Regions from separate parts of the Homo sapiens genome. Here all the other regions are linked to region 1. The links are chromatin loops, found by intact Hi-C in ENCODE. Cell type or tissue: HCT116. All regions are shown on one strand.

Region 1 (5,000 bases):
CTTGATGTTTACAACTGACTTTCAAGTGGCTCAGGAAAAAAAAGGACAAACACACACAGATAAAGCAAATATGCAAAATGTTAACTCTTGACACTATACAGTTGAGAGTATACATTACTTATTGCACTATTCACCCAACTTTCTTAATGTTTAAACAATTTCACAATTAAAACCTGGGGGAACTCTAGTGGAGGGCATTATGGACTCTGACCCCAGTACTGTCCCTTGTGCCACCCCTGTGGCCACAAACACATTCCTACCTTTGGCTTCTGCCAATCTGAATCTATGAAGGAAAACTGGTAGGTCAATTAGCTGGTTGGCCAAGCCAGCTGCATGTAACATCTACAATGTCCAAGGTCTCAAGGTATTTTTGACAAGTAATGTGGTGCCATAGAAACAGCACTGAGTCAGGGCCCCCAAGACCTGAGTTTTTATCCCAACGTGGTCAAGGGCTAACTATGCAAGTCTAGGCAAGTTACTGAACAAGCCTCATCCCACCCCTAACCTTGGCCTCACCTTCTTTTGCATAACTGAAGTGTCCCCCTTCTATCTTAAAAATAAATTTATCTATGATCTCCGGCCTATCTCTGAACATTCCCCGCCTCCACCTGGAGCTGAAAACTTGTGGTTCACCCATCACTGAAGGCCACCCTGGTGTTACAGGAAGTGAACATCCTCTCCAAAGTATTCTGAAACCATAGTCTAGGAACCGTGCTGTTCCTACTGGTAACAAGTATCTACCGGAAAAGTCCTCTAATCCCTGGCCCATTGCTATTTAAGGGCAATTTATGGCATGTCATTTCTTGGCTGTGACTCCGTGCCTTTCAATCACCCCCACCCTCCACACATCACGACCACTTCCACCACAACGAGGTTTCCCAGCTCACTGGACAGAAACTATACAGGTGGTTTTAGCCAGGGTGGGGTAGATGAGGATGAGATTAGCAACAATATCCCGTCTGCTCCCACCCCACCCACACCCTTATCGCTGCCTGAAGCTATGCTGTCTGATAACGTTAACCACCAGCCAACATGATTATTTAAAGTTAAATCAATTAAAATTAAATAAGACTTCAGCTCCTCAGTAGCACCAGCCACAATTCAAGTGCTCAACAGTCACATGGGGCCAGGCCACTACATTGGAGAGTGCAGTATTATAGGGTATTTTCAACGTGGCAGACGATGTATTGGGCTGTGCTAGAGAGCACACCCTGCTTTCCGCTTCCTCCTCCAAGAAGACCTCCTTAGTCAGAGGAGTCCCCAGGAACTGCTCTTGCTCTCCCTCTCCAGGTCCCCCCGCTCATCACCCCTGGACTGCTCCCCATGCCCTAAATGGGCATCTTGCCTTACCAGGGTGGAGGTAGGGACAAGAATTCTACTCCTTAGATGGAGAACGGTGCAGGAGATACACGGGACAGGTCTTACTGTTGACAATGAAAACGATTTTAGCCGGGCATGGTGGCACACGCCTGTAATCCCAGCACTCTGGGAGGCTGAGGAGGGCGGATCACTTGAAGTCAGGAGTCTGAGATCAGCCTGGCCAACATGGTGAAACCCGGTCTCTACTAAAAAATACAAAAATTAGCTGTGCATGGTGGCATGTGCCTGTAATCCCAGCTACTCGGGAGGCTGAGGCGGAAGAATCGCTTGAACTGAGGAGGTGGGGGCTGCAGTGAGCCAAGATCGCGACACTGCACTCCAGCCTGGGACACAGAACAAGACTCCGTCTCAAAAAAAAAAAAAAAAGATTTTAGTCTGCACCATCACCTTCTGATCCTGGGGCCCCCTGGAAGCAGCTCCTGGTCTCAGTGGGAGTTTCTATGGGCCCTAAATTCCTCCCTTCGAGGATTCCTGCTCCCTCAAATCCTCAGAGATTCACAACTGTGTGCTTTCAGCCTCAAGCCCAGAGGGAGGAAAGGCTTTACTGAACCAAGATAGCCTGTCCATGGAAGAAAGCCTAGCAGAAACTGACCTTGGACAACAATTTTGGTGGAAAGGGGTTAATTGGGGACCACTAAATGCTAATACTCAGAAAGGCCGGGGCTGCATCTCCCATCTCTAGATTCCCAGGACCTGGCACTACCTGGCTAGTGGGAGCAGTTTATGGGGCTGTGTTTATACCTTACAGGCTCTTAATAGATGCTTGTTGATTGATGACTGCAACTCAGCCTCCTCCAGCATTTCCTAATTAAAGCATAAGTGCAAAGAGGCACATGTACATAGGTTTGTGTACACAGTGAGCACGGTCTCTTTAGAAGGTGGGGAATAGAAGCCAGTTTAGGACAAAGCTGATTGAGCTGTGTGAGGAAGTTACCTTTCCCTGCAATTACCTCATTTCCACGATGCGTTTCTTTCTCTTTTCTCTTGATTTCTGCCTTTGCTACACTCTTTCCCGAGGGTGTGTCTACTTCTTCCAAATGTGAAAAGAAGTTCACTTTCGCCAGGCACGGTGGCTCACGCCTGTAATCCCAGCACTTTGAGAAGCCAAGGCGGGCGGATTACCTGAGGTCAGGAGTTCGAGACCAGCCTGGCCAACATGGTGACACCCCGGCTCTACTTAAATACAAGAATTAGCCGGGCGTCGTGGCACACGTCTGTAATCCCAGTTACTCGGGAGGCTGAGGCAGAACTGCTTGAGCCCGGGAGACGGAGGTTGCAGTGTGCTGAGATTGCGCCACTGCACTCCAGCCTGGCTGACAGAGTGAGACTGTCTCAAAAAAAAAAAAAAAAAAGAAGAAGTTCACTTTCATAAACCAAAGGGGAGAAAAATGATGCTGCCAGGATCCTGGTAAACTCGGGGAGGGAGTGGAGAATACAGAGCCCCACACATCGTAAAACCACAAACCTAGTAACCCTTTTAGAGTCCCAGAGCTCTCGTATTGTGTCCCCAAGCTGGGGAGAAAGACCATCAAGTGGGGAGCGATTTCTTTAACAGATTTCTAAGAGCAGCGCTGAGCAAAAATTAACTCCTTCGCGGAGGCCGGATGCTGGCCTGGCGCTGGGGCAGCGCCCGGGAAGCAGGTGGCTCCAGGTGAGGGAGGCCGAGGTCCCGGGGCGCCCTTTGTTCTCCGGGTTCTGCGCAGGGAGGAGCGCATCGGGCGCCAGCGCCCCCGTGTGGCCGCGAGCACCGCGCGCGCAAAGCGGGGGCGAGCGCCGCCCGGGGCGTGGGTGACGGGGCTGGCATCAAGGTAGAGGGCGGCCGGGCAGGGAGGAGGGGCAGCCCCGCCAGCGCCGAGCCCAGCCCTGAAGTCGTTTCGGCTGTGCAGATGATGAGCGACCCAGGTCGAGGCGAATCAGGAGCCCAGGTGCTTGCCCAAGCACAGCTGGACGAAATGTCTGTTACCCCGACGGCTGGGGCGCGGGACCTTGCAGGGACGTGGTGCTGCAGCGGCCTCTGCCTGGGCCTGGCGTGCGGCTACCTCAGGCTAATTCTCCATTCGCTGCGTGGATTCGCCCCCGGGAGGCGGCCCCACGTTTCCAGCCTGTGGATCAACAAGGCGGAGAACCACCTTTGCACCCTCGCCGGGAAACCAGCTCCTACCTCCGGCCCCCTGTTGGGCCTTCTGGCCCTGGTGTTCTCTGGCGCTCCTCTCCCACCAAGGCCCGGCAGTCCTAGCTGTGGGCTGTCCTCTCTCTCTCTCTCTTTTTTTTAACCTCTACCTCCCGGGTTCAAGCGATTCTCCTGCCTCAGCCTCCAGAGTAGCTGGGATTATAGGCATGTGCCACCATGCTTGGCTAATTTTTGTATTTTTAGTAGAAACGGGGGTTTCACCATCTTGGCCAGGCTGGCCTCGAAGTCCTGACCTCGTGATGCACCCGCCTCAGTTTCCTAAAGTGCTGGGATTACAGGCCTGCGCTACTGCACCCCTTGGAGCTGTCCTCTCTTGAAAGCCACCACACCTGCTTCCTTCCTAGTCTCACCACAGCTGCCCTGGAGAGGTACCTGCCAGATTTGGGGCAGCCTCCGCCTCTGGTCTCTCCCCTGCCAGTCACCCTGCCCAGAGGTGGGGACCCCTGTCCTGCCCTTTCATCAGGCCAGTGGAAGCTTTGAAGGTTCCACATTTTCAGGAACCATGGCAACGGCCCTCTTAGCACAGAGTGGGTGCTTGGAGGCTGACGTTTATTGGGTGCATACCATGTTCCATGCAACTGGGATTATGGCCTTTAATGGGTGATCACACTTCAATCACAAGCACCCTGTGAGGTAGCACTACTGTGACCCCCATTTTATAAATCGTGCTATGGAAACACTGAGAGCTCATCCAAGGTTACACAGTCGGGAGGGAGGGCTGACCCTGGAGCCTGTGCTATCGCTTATGCTGCCAGCGTCCCCGTGACGGTGATGGGGTAGTGACTTCAGCTGATGAATGGAAACAGAGGCTAAAGGGGCTGATTCTCCTGATCTTCCCAGAGAAGTTGGCTGTCCCATCCAGATGACAATTGTCCCAGTTTTCAGATGTTGACTCCTTTTCTAGTGGGCCTGTGGACAGCAGGCTGCACCCTCTGCTGTCCTATAGTGGCTGAGATCATGGGACCTGGAGTCCAGCTGCCTGCTCTGGGCCTTACATCTGCCCCTCCTCACCACGTTCTCATCTGTAAAATGAAGTCATGCTAATACCCGCTTCACACAATCTGCGCAGATTGAATGGAATACTTCAGGTGAAGTGCTGAGTGCATGGTGAATGATCAATACTTGTCAGCTGGTACTAGTATTTCCAGACCAGAGGCATCCAGACCTCCCTCTGCAGCTCTGTCTAACCCTATCCTACCCCTGACCTTATTACTTGCTACTTCTCTTTGCTGTGTGACCTGGGGTAGGTTACTCGGCTTTTATGAGCTTCTGTGGCCTTATTTGTAGGCTGTGAATATTAGCGGTAATCATCTTCAAAATTCACCCATAATGGTATTGATTTCAGTAGCAGCTTAGGCTGTCCAGGGCAGGGGACTTGCTCACATTCTTCTAAAGTTCTTCTTAGCATCACGTAGAAATTCATTCCAGT
Region 2 (5,000 bases), 540 kb before region 1:
TGAGGGCTTCACCCTCACAGCCTAATCATCCCCCAAATGTCCACCTTCTAACACCATCCCCTTGCAGGTTAGGATTTCAACATATGAATTTCGGGGGGACACATTCAGACCACAGCACCCTTTCTCAGGTTGAGGAAGTTCCCTCCTATTCCTACTTTCTGAGTGTTCCCTGTTTCTTTAAAAAACAAAAATTATGCCCAGCTTAGGGCATAATTATGTCCCCCTCCATTATCTTATTTCCATATCATTCAATTCCAGCTTAGAGCTGTCTGAATGTCTCGTTTTGTACATTCAAGAAGGTATTGTCATATCTGATGCTCACAGTGACAACTCAAAGACTAAAAATTCTGTGATATCCCAAGTTTCAGGAGGCACAGCACTATATAAAACACTTTGAAATATTTCTGTCCAAAGTGGTTTAAATATTACTTATAATAACTAGTAAAAGTTTAAAAAGTGGTTTAAGGCTGGGCGCGGTGGCTCACGCCTGTAATCCCAGCACTTTGGGAGGCCGAGGCGGGCGGATCACAAGGTCAGGAGATTGAGACCATCTTGGCTAACACGGTGAAACCCCGTCTCTACTAAAAATACAAAAAATTAGCCGGGCGCGGTGGCGGGTGCCTGTAGTCCCAGCTACTCAGGAGGTTGAGGCAGGAGAATGGCGTGAACCTGGGAGGCGGAGCTTGCAGTGAGCCGAGATTGTGCCACTGCAATCCGGCCTGGGCTAAAGAGCGGGACTCCGTCTCAAAAAAAAAAAAAAAAAAAAAAAAAAAAAGTGGTTTAAATAAAGTGAAGAGTATTACTGCTCAAAAGGTGAACTCCCCTGCCCACCCGGTTCCCCAGTGAAGTCCTGCGCTGCTTGCTCTGTTTCCTTCTCCATGTCAGTTAAAATCAACACATTCCTTTTATCACCCGATGAGGAAACAGGTCCCTCTCAAGCCTGCAACTGGTTATCTTCCAAGTCCTTTAGTTCTTCTTCCTTTATCCCCACTAATTGCAAGTCTCCCTCCATTATCTTCTTATTTCCACATTGTTCAATTCCAGTGGAATACAGGAATTGGCCCATGGGGAAGAGCAGAAAAACGAAAGGAATGAAAATGCTTCAGTGTTTCAGGAGATTTGAAGATGTTTCAGGAGATTTCAGTGTTTCAGGAGATTGAAGCTGCAGTGAGGATGAGCCTCCCTGATCCCCTTCTCCTCCCGTGTCCCTGCTGGACTAAAGGAGTTCCCATGAGGGAGGCTGGCAGCTGACAGGATCACCCAGGACTAGGACTTGTGGCCCCCAGACCACTCCTGGATGTGCCCCATAGCGGCCCCTGAAGGCGCTGCCTCCTTCTTTGCTGGGCCTCAGCCTCTTTGCTGGGCCTTGGGTCTCGGGACCTCCAAGGCATGTCATCTTCTTTCTCTGTGTCCTCCACTGCTCAGATTGTGGCTGCCTCAGCCATGGCAAATGGCAAGGACCCCAGTTTCACTTCCCGGCCCACCCAGACACCAGGCAGAAACTCTAATAACCACTTTTCTGGGTTTCTACATCCTGTGTCTCTGGATGACTAATCATCTCCAGAGCATGAACAATTGAGTCATCTCAAGCCCCAGGCTTGAATTTGTGCACAAGGCAACCAGCTTCTCCTCGGCAGGCTCTGGGAGCACTGGCTGAAGTAGGTGTGGCCCTCCTAAGTCACCATCCTGGCCTGGAACTCTTGGAGCACAATAGGCTCCTCCGGGTTTGTTGAAGAGCCTTTGCTCAACTGAACCTCTTTATTGTAGGCTTTTGCTCCTTTCTGAACAGGCTCTTACAAGTAGAGCATGCAAGATCGCATTATGTTTAGAGTCCCCATGAGGCCATGCTCTGCAGGCGGCCTTGGGACACCAGCGCATCCTCTTCTGGGAACAGAACTCCAAGCTCCTTTGAATAACAACTACTCCCCTTCTCTCTGAGCTGACTCAGGCCGGCCAATTGACATAATTCCAATCTCTGGTGACAGTTATTGCTTCAGGGATTGGCACATAACCCAAGTTTGTCCTACTAGAATAAATCCTGGGACTTATTTATAAGCTGACAGAAGGAGATGTATTCTTTTTTCCACAGCCTCTATCCTGAAGAGCGTTGGACCCTGGAGCTGCTGGCCACATCTTGATCTGCCATATGTGGTCCAAGAATGAAGTCAACACGAAGGAGAATGAAGGTGCTGAGGGATAAAGTTATTGACATTCTAGGAGCTCCTGGATCAAACCATGCCTGAACTCAATTTATCCCTTGAACTTTTCAATTACATGAATAAATCCTCCTTTTGCCTGAGTCAATGTGGATTAGTATCATTGGCATTCAGAAGATTCCTAAAGTCTCAGGTCTTCTGCACATCTATAACCATGGCAATTGCGGTCCTGCTCTCCTTTCCCCTCCCCTGAGCAGGCAAGCTTTCCTTCTCTATCATGTAAACCTCCTGGGTCATTCAGAGTATTTCTCAAATGTTACCTGGAGTTTCCCAAGACTTCAGTTCTCACTGACCATTTACTTCTTAAACTGCTAGGATGATAACCTATAACTTTGCATCTAACCAATCCCTTAGCACTTTCCTTAGAGACTTCTTAGAGATCTTTTTGATGCCTAAGGGTAGGAATCAGGGCTTCTCTATCTTGTATATGCACTGCCCCCCACCCACAGGTCCATAGAATAACAGCTGAGGACCTGTAGCTCTACAAGGGCAGGGACTGTCAAACATGCCAGACTGCACATGGTAGTTACCACTAGAGGGCTCTGGGTATGGGCAATAAGCAGGACTTCTGCATTTTACATCTATGCTATCATTCGAGTCTTGTATGAGCATTTATTTTACAAATCTCTATCTTGCAAAGCAAACCCTTAGTGTGAATAACTGAGGAGTGGTGGATCGGCCAGCTCTTCCGTGCAGTGTTCTAAAGCCTCTTGCTCCTGTCTCTCCTGTGGGAAACCCATAGTTACGGCTTCAAGCAGAGACCCAAGCACCACCTCAGGGTCTTGACCTTGTGTGGGAATAATCTATCACCAAGATGCAGACAGAGACAAACTGCTTCACAGAGCATTTTATCCCCTAGAAAATCCCCAACCCCAGCATCCTGGGTGCTGCCCAACCTCTTCAAATACAAAGGCAAATAAAATAAATAAAAGTAAATATTGTACTCATAAGCAACAGAATGCCTAGCAACCAAGAACAAGGGAGGGCTGGAGGAAGAAGGTTGACTTTCGCAGGCCCTTGTGTATAAACTGCAGTAAAAGTCTTCTCTGTGTGAATAATATATTTTTGAGCGTTAAATTATAGAAGGTGTAAGGAATGCTAAGGCTGAGACCCAACAGAGAGAGCTGGCCCCACCCTGAATGGGAGGGGCAGGGGTCTCCTTGGTCTTTGTCCCTGCTGACTGGTATTGAGGGAGGGGGAGTCTCCGCTGTAGCTTCAGGAATGGAACACAGGGCACCAGGCCTCAGTTAATCCCTTTAGGGACCCTTAGCCCTGAAACAATGCTGGTGCAACCCCACATGTAACTCAGAAGAAAATGTTAAGTCACGAAATAAATGTAAGAGCTCTGATGTTTTTCTATAACACCCATTTCAATGCTTTGTTAGAAAGTATGTACGTAAAGCACATGACATTGTTCTCATTAAATTTTTTTGTTACGAAAACTTTTAAACACACTCAGAAGAGTAGGATTTTTGAACCTCTCATCTGGGTACAATATTATTAAAATTCTGCCACATCTGCCTTGTTGATCTTTTTGCTCTTTTTCTTGGTTAAACTATTTGGAAGCAAATCCAAGGCATCATGTCATTTCATCTGCACATACCTTGGTATAATCCATGAAAATTATGGACATATTCTCATATAACCATAAAGCCAGTATCATACCTTAATGAGTTGGGTATGTTCTGTTTGTTTTTGTTTTGGGCATCCTCCAACCTCCAGTACCTAACCCATTATCAGATTTCCCTGATTGTCTCAAAGGGTCTTTTGCATTTGTTGTGTGTTCTCATTGTTAATACCCTTGTGTCGTAAGTCCCCTGGGTGCATGCTTAGATTGACTTTTGGAAATCTAAGATTATTTGGTATTTATTGAAAGCAGAAGAGAGGGAAGAAAAAAAAAAGACAAAGCAGTGAAAAGGAAAACATGGAAGTGGTATTTTTATAAGATCTATGTGACATTTTGCTGGCTGTCACCTTTGCTCATATAGGATCCCCACTGCTTAGGATAGGATTAAACTGTCCCAGCTTATAAAGCAGGCATTTTCCCCAGTGTCTTCTGAATTCTGAAGATTTTGGGTGGGATGTGGATAAAGTGTTGCTGTCCTTGTCTGTCACCATGACAACTCCAGCCAGGACTTGGCCTTGCTAGGGTTTTCTGGTGGATTGTGGAGCCTGCTACCCCTAGGTCACAATGAGCAGGAACGTGGATTTACAGATATACAGCTGCTCCCTGGCATGGCTTCCCCAAGGAAGTAGGAGAGGGGATCTTGAGGGCCAAGGTTAGTAGCAAATGTGAAAGCTAAGAAGAGACATGGAAAACTTCTCTTGACTACATGGGGGTTGGTCGGGGGTACATCTGACTCCCACGAACAGACAAATCTAAGAAGAGTGAGAAGCATTCTTACCTTCTGACCCAGCAACCCCACCTCTAGGAATTTGTTGAGAAAAAGCCAGAGTTTGCACAAAGATTTATTTTGTTTGAGAATGTCCCTTAAGCTCTTTATAGCAATAAAAAGAGCTGGGAGGATTGCCTTAAGACTCAATGATGCAGAATTGGTTTAATAAATTATAGCTCATTGCTATAAGGGAACACTAAGCATCCATTCAAAACATGTTTTGAAAAAATATTCAAAGATACAGAAAAATGTCCACAATATATTAAGTGGAAGAAAAAAGAGGTTATAAAAAATCAGTCTGATGTCAGTCTCATTTTCTCATTTTTTAAAAATTAAAAGAAAAAGAAATGAGGGAGGGACTGAGAAGTCTATAATTAAAATGTTTCTT
Region 3 (5,000 bases), 440 kb before region 1:
CCTTGTCTATGAAATGGAGATTAGCATTTTGCTACATGAATTAAATGACATAATGTGTGTCCAGCACTTAGCACTCTTCCAGAAATATTGGAAGCATTTAAAGATCAGGACAGTTTTGTACTATTGTGATTATTGTTATTGTTATTATTTTTCTTGTTGCATACAGCAAGTGCTCAGTAAATATTGATTGGTTCAATAAACAAATGCAGATGAAGTACCAAAAAGAAAACATGGGGCCAGGCGCAGTGGCTCATGTCTGTAATCCCAGCACTTTGGGAGGCCAAGGCAGGCGGATCACTTGAGGTCAGGAGTTTGGGACCAGCCTGGCCAACATGGCGAAATCCTGTCTCTACTAAAAATGCAAAAATTAGCCAGGTGTGGTGGCAGGCACCTGTAACCCCAGCTACTAGGGAGGCTGAGGCAGGAGAATCGCCTGAACCCAAGAGGTGGAGGTTACAGTGAACCAAGATCGCACTGCACTCCAGCCTGGGTGACAGGGTGACACTCTGTCTCAAAAAAAAAAAAAAAAAAAATCATGGTTAGTGAAGATTATTCAGCTCTGTGCCCACAGGACAAGAAACCTTCCCTTCAAGTCTTCAATATGCATTAAATATTGATCAGTCTGCCACAGAAGCACAGTCTTGACTTGAATCAGGGGGAGTACATAGAGACACCCGAGGATCCAGCCAGAAGACGAGCTATACATGGCTTCTACGCACAACAGCAGTGAAACACCCTTGCAGTGGCACAGAGGGACCTGCGGGTGCAGAACACTCCTCCAGGAATTTTTCTGAGGAAAAAATGATCGCTCATAAAAAACTGCCTGTTTTCCAGAGCACTGACCACATGCATTGCTCACCAGCAAATCTAGAATATTCAACTCCCTACTGGGGTTTTTCTAACCCAGAGCAAAGGCTGTACTGTGCTATATTATATGCAGGTGCTCTATTTTTTTGTAAATTCCATCCTGGCAAGCAAGGGCTCCAGAGGCCAACACCAGAGTTTGGAGAGCTAACACTTCCTTAATTGCACCTACACAGTTTGTTGGATCCAAGCTTGCATTTGGAATCCGCTCCCATAATTACAATGGACAGTGCTGAATACACACAGGGGCTGGCAGTTGCGGTGTCCTTATCGGGCTTCTCCCAGCGTGTGTGACGCGTCTTCCTCTCACCTGCCATCCACTCGATCTGTGGGACTGGAATGATAAACATGGGGCTTGAATAGCCCAGCCTTGAACCGGTACTGGTCACAGGTGTGCATGTCTGCATTGGTAGAGGTAGCACCCGATTTGAAATGTATTCATATTTTCACAATTAGTAGGGGTGGGAGGGGAAATTAGTGTGTAAACCCATACCAGTTCTACCATGAGTGTATCACTGGTTTTATGAAACATGAAACCATGCTATTGTAGAATGTGTGCTTGCAGGATTCTTGTGGGTGAAATTGGAAACTTGTCTTGGAATAGGGTTGTCACCTGCTAATTGAGAAGGGTGTGTAAGAGGAGCTACAGTGGCAATTTGCTGTTTCATACTAACCCATAAAAGTAATAAAAATCAATGTGCAAGAATGTGTTAAGCCTTCTTTAATTTGCCTTCTGAATGAATTTTTCCTGAAGAACTAAGCAAAACGAGAAGGACATTTATGAACCTTAAGGCATCTCACAATATTGGGTACTACAATAAACTCAACCTTGCTGAGGACATGCTAAAAGACATATTGTGCCTTTTCCTGACTACCCCACTACAGCCTACTCTACTTCCACTCTCTTTTTATGGAAGCAAAAAGGATCTTCTTAATTCTTTCTCTGACACTTTCATAAAACTCACAAACATGCCTCCAGCATATTTCAAAACACACTTGTACAGGAGAGCCTCAACAGTATAGTGCAAAGACAAAGAGAGCCAAGCTTGACGTTGAAGACCTGAGACTGACCTTCAGTTCTGCCCTTTAATAAGAAAAAGAGTTTGGGAGCATTTCCCAACCTTTTTGAGCTTCAGATCCCTTGTTTATAAAATGAGGATATTTTCCTTTAAAATCCTCCTGGCAGACTTGTGAGGATTAAATAAAATGAGGGATGTGAGCGAGAACTTCAAGTAGTGCCTTCCAAATCATTGCCCCAGAATTTGCAATCCTTCCTAAGTTTACAATCTTGCTTAATATTTCATGTGTTTTCTGTATTCATTACATAATTATAGTAAAATGCAATTATTTTGGCTTAGAACCAGTTGACAGAGTTGATACAAGGAGATTATAACTATGGTCCAAGATAAGAGTTCCTGCTCCATTTATGGGACATTCTTAAGTTTGCATTTGGAAGGCTGGAGCCAGTGGTGACAAGACCCAACACCTAGGCTGTGTTTATTAGGGCCTTTATAACTCAAGCGGCCTCAGTGGGGCACCCTTCGCTTTAGGAAAGGCAGGTAGAGGGTGAAAGGGCTCACACCTAGTCCAAGTGTCTTCCAGTAGAGACGAGTATCCTTCAGGCAATCCCAACGGGGTTAGGACCTCAGTCCACAATGTGCCCCCACCTACTTTGCTGCTCCAGGAACTTCATTTCAGCAGGTCTGGTTCCTTCCCAGAGTAAGGCAAATCCTGTGTAATAAGCTCTTTCTTGCTAAACTCCCAAAAGACTGATAAATAACCAGGATGCCAATCCATGGGTTTGTAATGAGAAATGGCAAACTCTTAGCAGACTGGAATGGCCACATCAGCAGGTCAGTGCATTCCCTCACGGAAACAAGAAAATCCACACTATAATTTGATAACTGTGGAGTCAGAACAAATGAATGCAGGTATTCTTAATGCATATTCCTCACAAAAGATACTTTGAGGCATTCTTCCCCATTCTTGAATAGCTGGAGAACTCTAGAGCACTATGGCTTGAATTGTTTGGCTAAGCCTTCTGGAAAACTTTGGGTACAGAGTAAATATGTTTTTGTCTGTTCCCCCAAACATGTGCTTGGCCTCCACTCCATGCTTGGCACTGTGCCAAGTGTTTTTCACCATTTTCACTCAACACTTCCAGTGACGGTATGAGGAAAGGTGTGTTGCTATCACCACGTCACATAAACTGAGGCTTACGGGAAGACACTTACCCAAGGGCATAGTAATAAGTGGCAGGGCAGGATTTAAACTCAGAGTCTAATCCTCACTCTGAGCTATGAACTTCTGCTTCTCATACTGGGCTAAATTAATACAGCCAACTTCTGGCCATGGCAACCCTTGAATCTTTGCTGGGAATTTTGGTGTTTCTGAAAGTCCTCAGTCACCTTTAATCCAACCACTTATAAAGTTGTTGATTAAAAGAATGCCTTTGTTGCCAGATATCATCTATGATACTTCTCTCCTCCATGTGTCTTCCTATAATCAGTCACAGACTGTTAATGTTGCAATGGACTTTTGAAATCATGCGATTTAAAAATCATTTACTCTTTACAGAAAATGAGAGCCAGAGAAGTTAAGTACCTTGCCCAAGCTTTTCCTTAATACTCAACAAATGTCTATTGAGTGTCTACTAGGCACAAGGCATAAAACGTAAGTCAGTGGCAGAGTCAAGACTAGTTTTCTAATTCTTGCTCCAGCAACTATTCTTCACTCTATGCTGCAGCAGTTCCAAAAGTAATTGAGGAGTGGTTTTCTTTTTTAACCAATATGTAACCCTTCCCCTTGATAATGCAATGTAAATTGTGCCTTGGATCCAATTGCTTGCACCCTTTGTCACCATGTTAGGATCTTTATCCCTCGAGATTTCTTGGGCTGTAACAGGATCTCTCTTGCCCAATGCTCTCTGCCACATGGATGTCCCAAAGATCGGATCCTGGTGGAATACACTGGCTGCATGTTGCAGTGAGGCCTAGGAGAAGTCCTATGTCACAATTAGTTCCTTAACATAGTTTTTAACCCATCCAACCACTCTGTAAAAATAGCTATTGAATGAGTTAAGAAATTAAAGAATTAATGAGCAGACACATCAGGGCCCAATCACTGCTTGTAGGATCCCAGATAAAGAGCTCAGACTAAAAAGCAGGTATCACCACCAATCTTGATGCAGGAGGTCTGTAGATACCCCTACTGTTCTGTCCTATAGGGTAAATCCAGCAGCAATGGCTGACTAGAACCTGTCAGCTGAGCCAAGTCTCAGCTATGGATGTATGCCCCATGGCCCATGTCCACCAGCTTTTATGCCCCAGTTTGAGGTCAAATGGTGGGATGGTGAAAGAAGAACAAGCAGGAAAAGCCACTTGCAATGAAAACGAGTAAAATCTTTGTTGTTTCATTGGGGCTTGCTTTTCATGCTTTTAACCATAGAGTAGAATTTGGTCCTGTTGGCAAGTGCCTTTTGAACTACTCTTCTGAAAACGTTTTATTAAGACGCACCCAAAGATGCAGCAGGATCCTGAAGTAGCTTTTGGAGACAGTGCAGACATATTGCCATGCACTTTGGAGCTTTGACATTGCCTAAAAGCCAAAATAAATTTCAAATCCTTTCTGCTACTACTGCCTATGATATGAGGACTGGGAGAAAAGAAAAACGAGGTCATTCACTTTTCATTGAGTAGATATTTATTAAGTACATATCATATTGGAGTCACTAAGGACATAACAATGGACACAGCACAATCCCTTTTCTCCAAGAACTCAGAGTCCTCGTGAAGCTGCCAGTAGCTAGTACACTGAATAGTGTGATGACTATGTTAAAATTTTGTTTTAGTGTGCTGCAGCAATGTCTTTCTCTAGGAAAGAGAAAGTTAAATAACATTACAGGAGGAAGTAGTGTAGTGTATTAGTTTTGTCTGTGAACTCTAGAGAGAGCTCACCGGAGTTTAATTCTCAGACCTATGATTTCTCAGCTGTGTGCAACTGAGCACATTTACTTGAACCTTCTAAAAATCTCTGTTTCCTCATCTGTAAGATGGAGCTAATGGTAGCAATACACAGGGAGTTATTGTTAGCTTTCAATGAGCTGAGCCTCTTTAAAGTGTGTAGCACAATAACAC

The links. A loop is a pair of places that touch in the nucleus more often than their neighbours do. Peaks named below come from ENCODE experiments on the same cell type or tissue, not always from the same donor. Only the 100,000 strongest peaks of a DNase experiment are listed, where the experiment ranks them.
Region 2: it touches region 1 in a loop (10-fold over the local background); 9 of 110 quality-filtered maps call a loop at or near these places.
Region 3: a loop joins it to region 1, with 7 times the contacts of the local background. A loop is called at or near these places in 7 of 110 quality-filtered maps.

Annotation. Positions count from the first base shown.
Region 1 is chr10:121,605,695-121,610,694 of GRCh38, forward strand. No RefSeq gene overlaps it. Among named protein-coding and RNA genes, the nearest start is that of FGFR2, 9.8 kb to the left of the region's middle. RefSeq lists a silencer at 3,014-3,253 and an enhancer at 4,854-5,000. In HCT116, CTCF peaks have their summits at 3,124 (motif pointing left) and 3,324; a DNase peak (open chromatin) is centred at 3,067; H3K4me3 peaks cover 657 bases.
Region 2 is chr10:121,067,728-121,072,727 of GRCh38, forward strand. All of the region lies in intron 2 of LOC105378521 (a long non-coding RNA gene), which reads right to left. Among named protein-coding and RNA genes, the nearest start is that of LINC01153, 110 kb to the right of the region's middle. In HCT116, a CTCF peak has its summit at 2,752 (motif pointing right); DNase peaks (open chromatin) are centred at 1,604 and 2,744.
Region 3 is chr10:121,166,610-121,171,609 of GRCh38, forward strand. The region is part of intron 1 of LOC124902515 (a long non-coding RNA gene); the gene reads right to left. Among named protein-coding and RNA genes, the nearest start is that of LINC01153, 9.4 kb to the right of the region's middle. In HCT116, CTCF peaks have their summits at 2,398 and 2,603; a DNase peak (open chromatin) is centred at 2,402; H3K27me3 peaks cover 386 bases.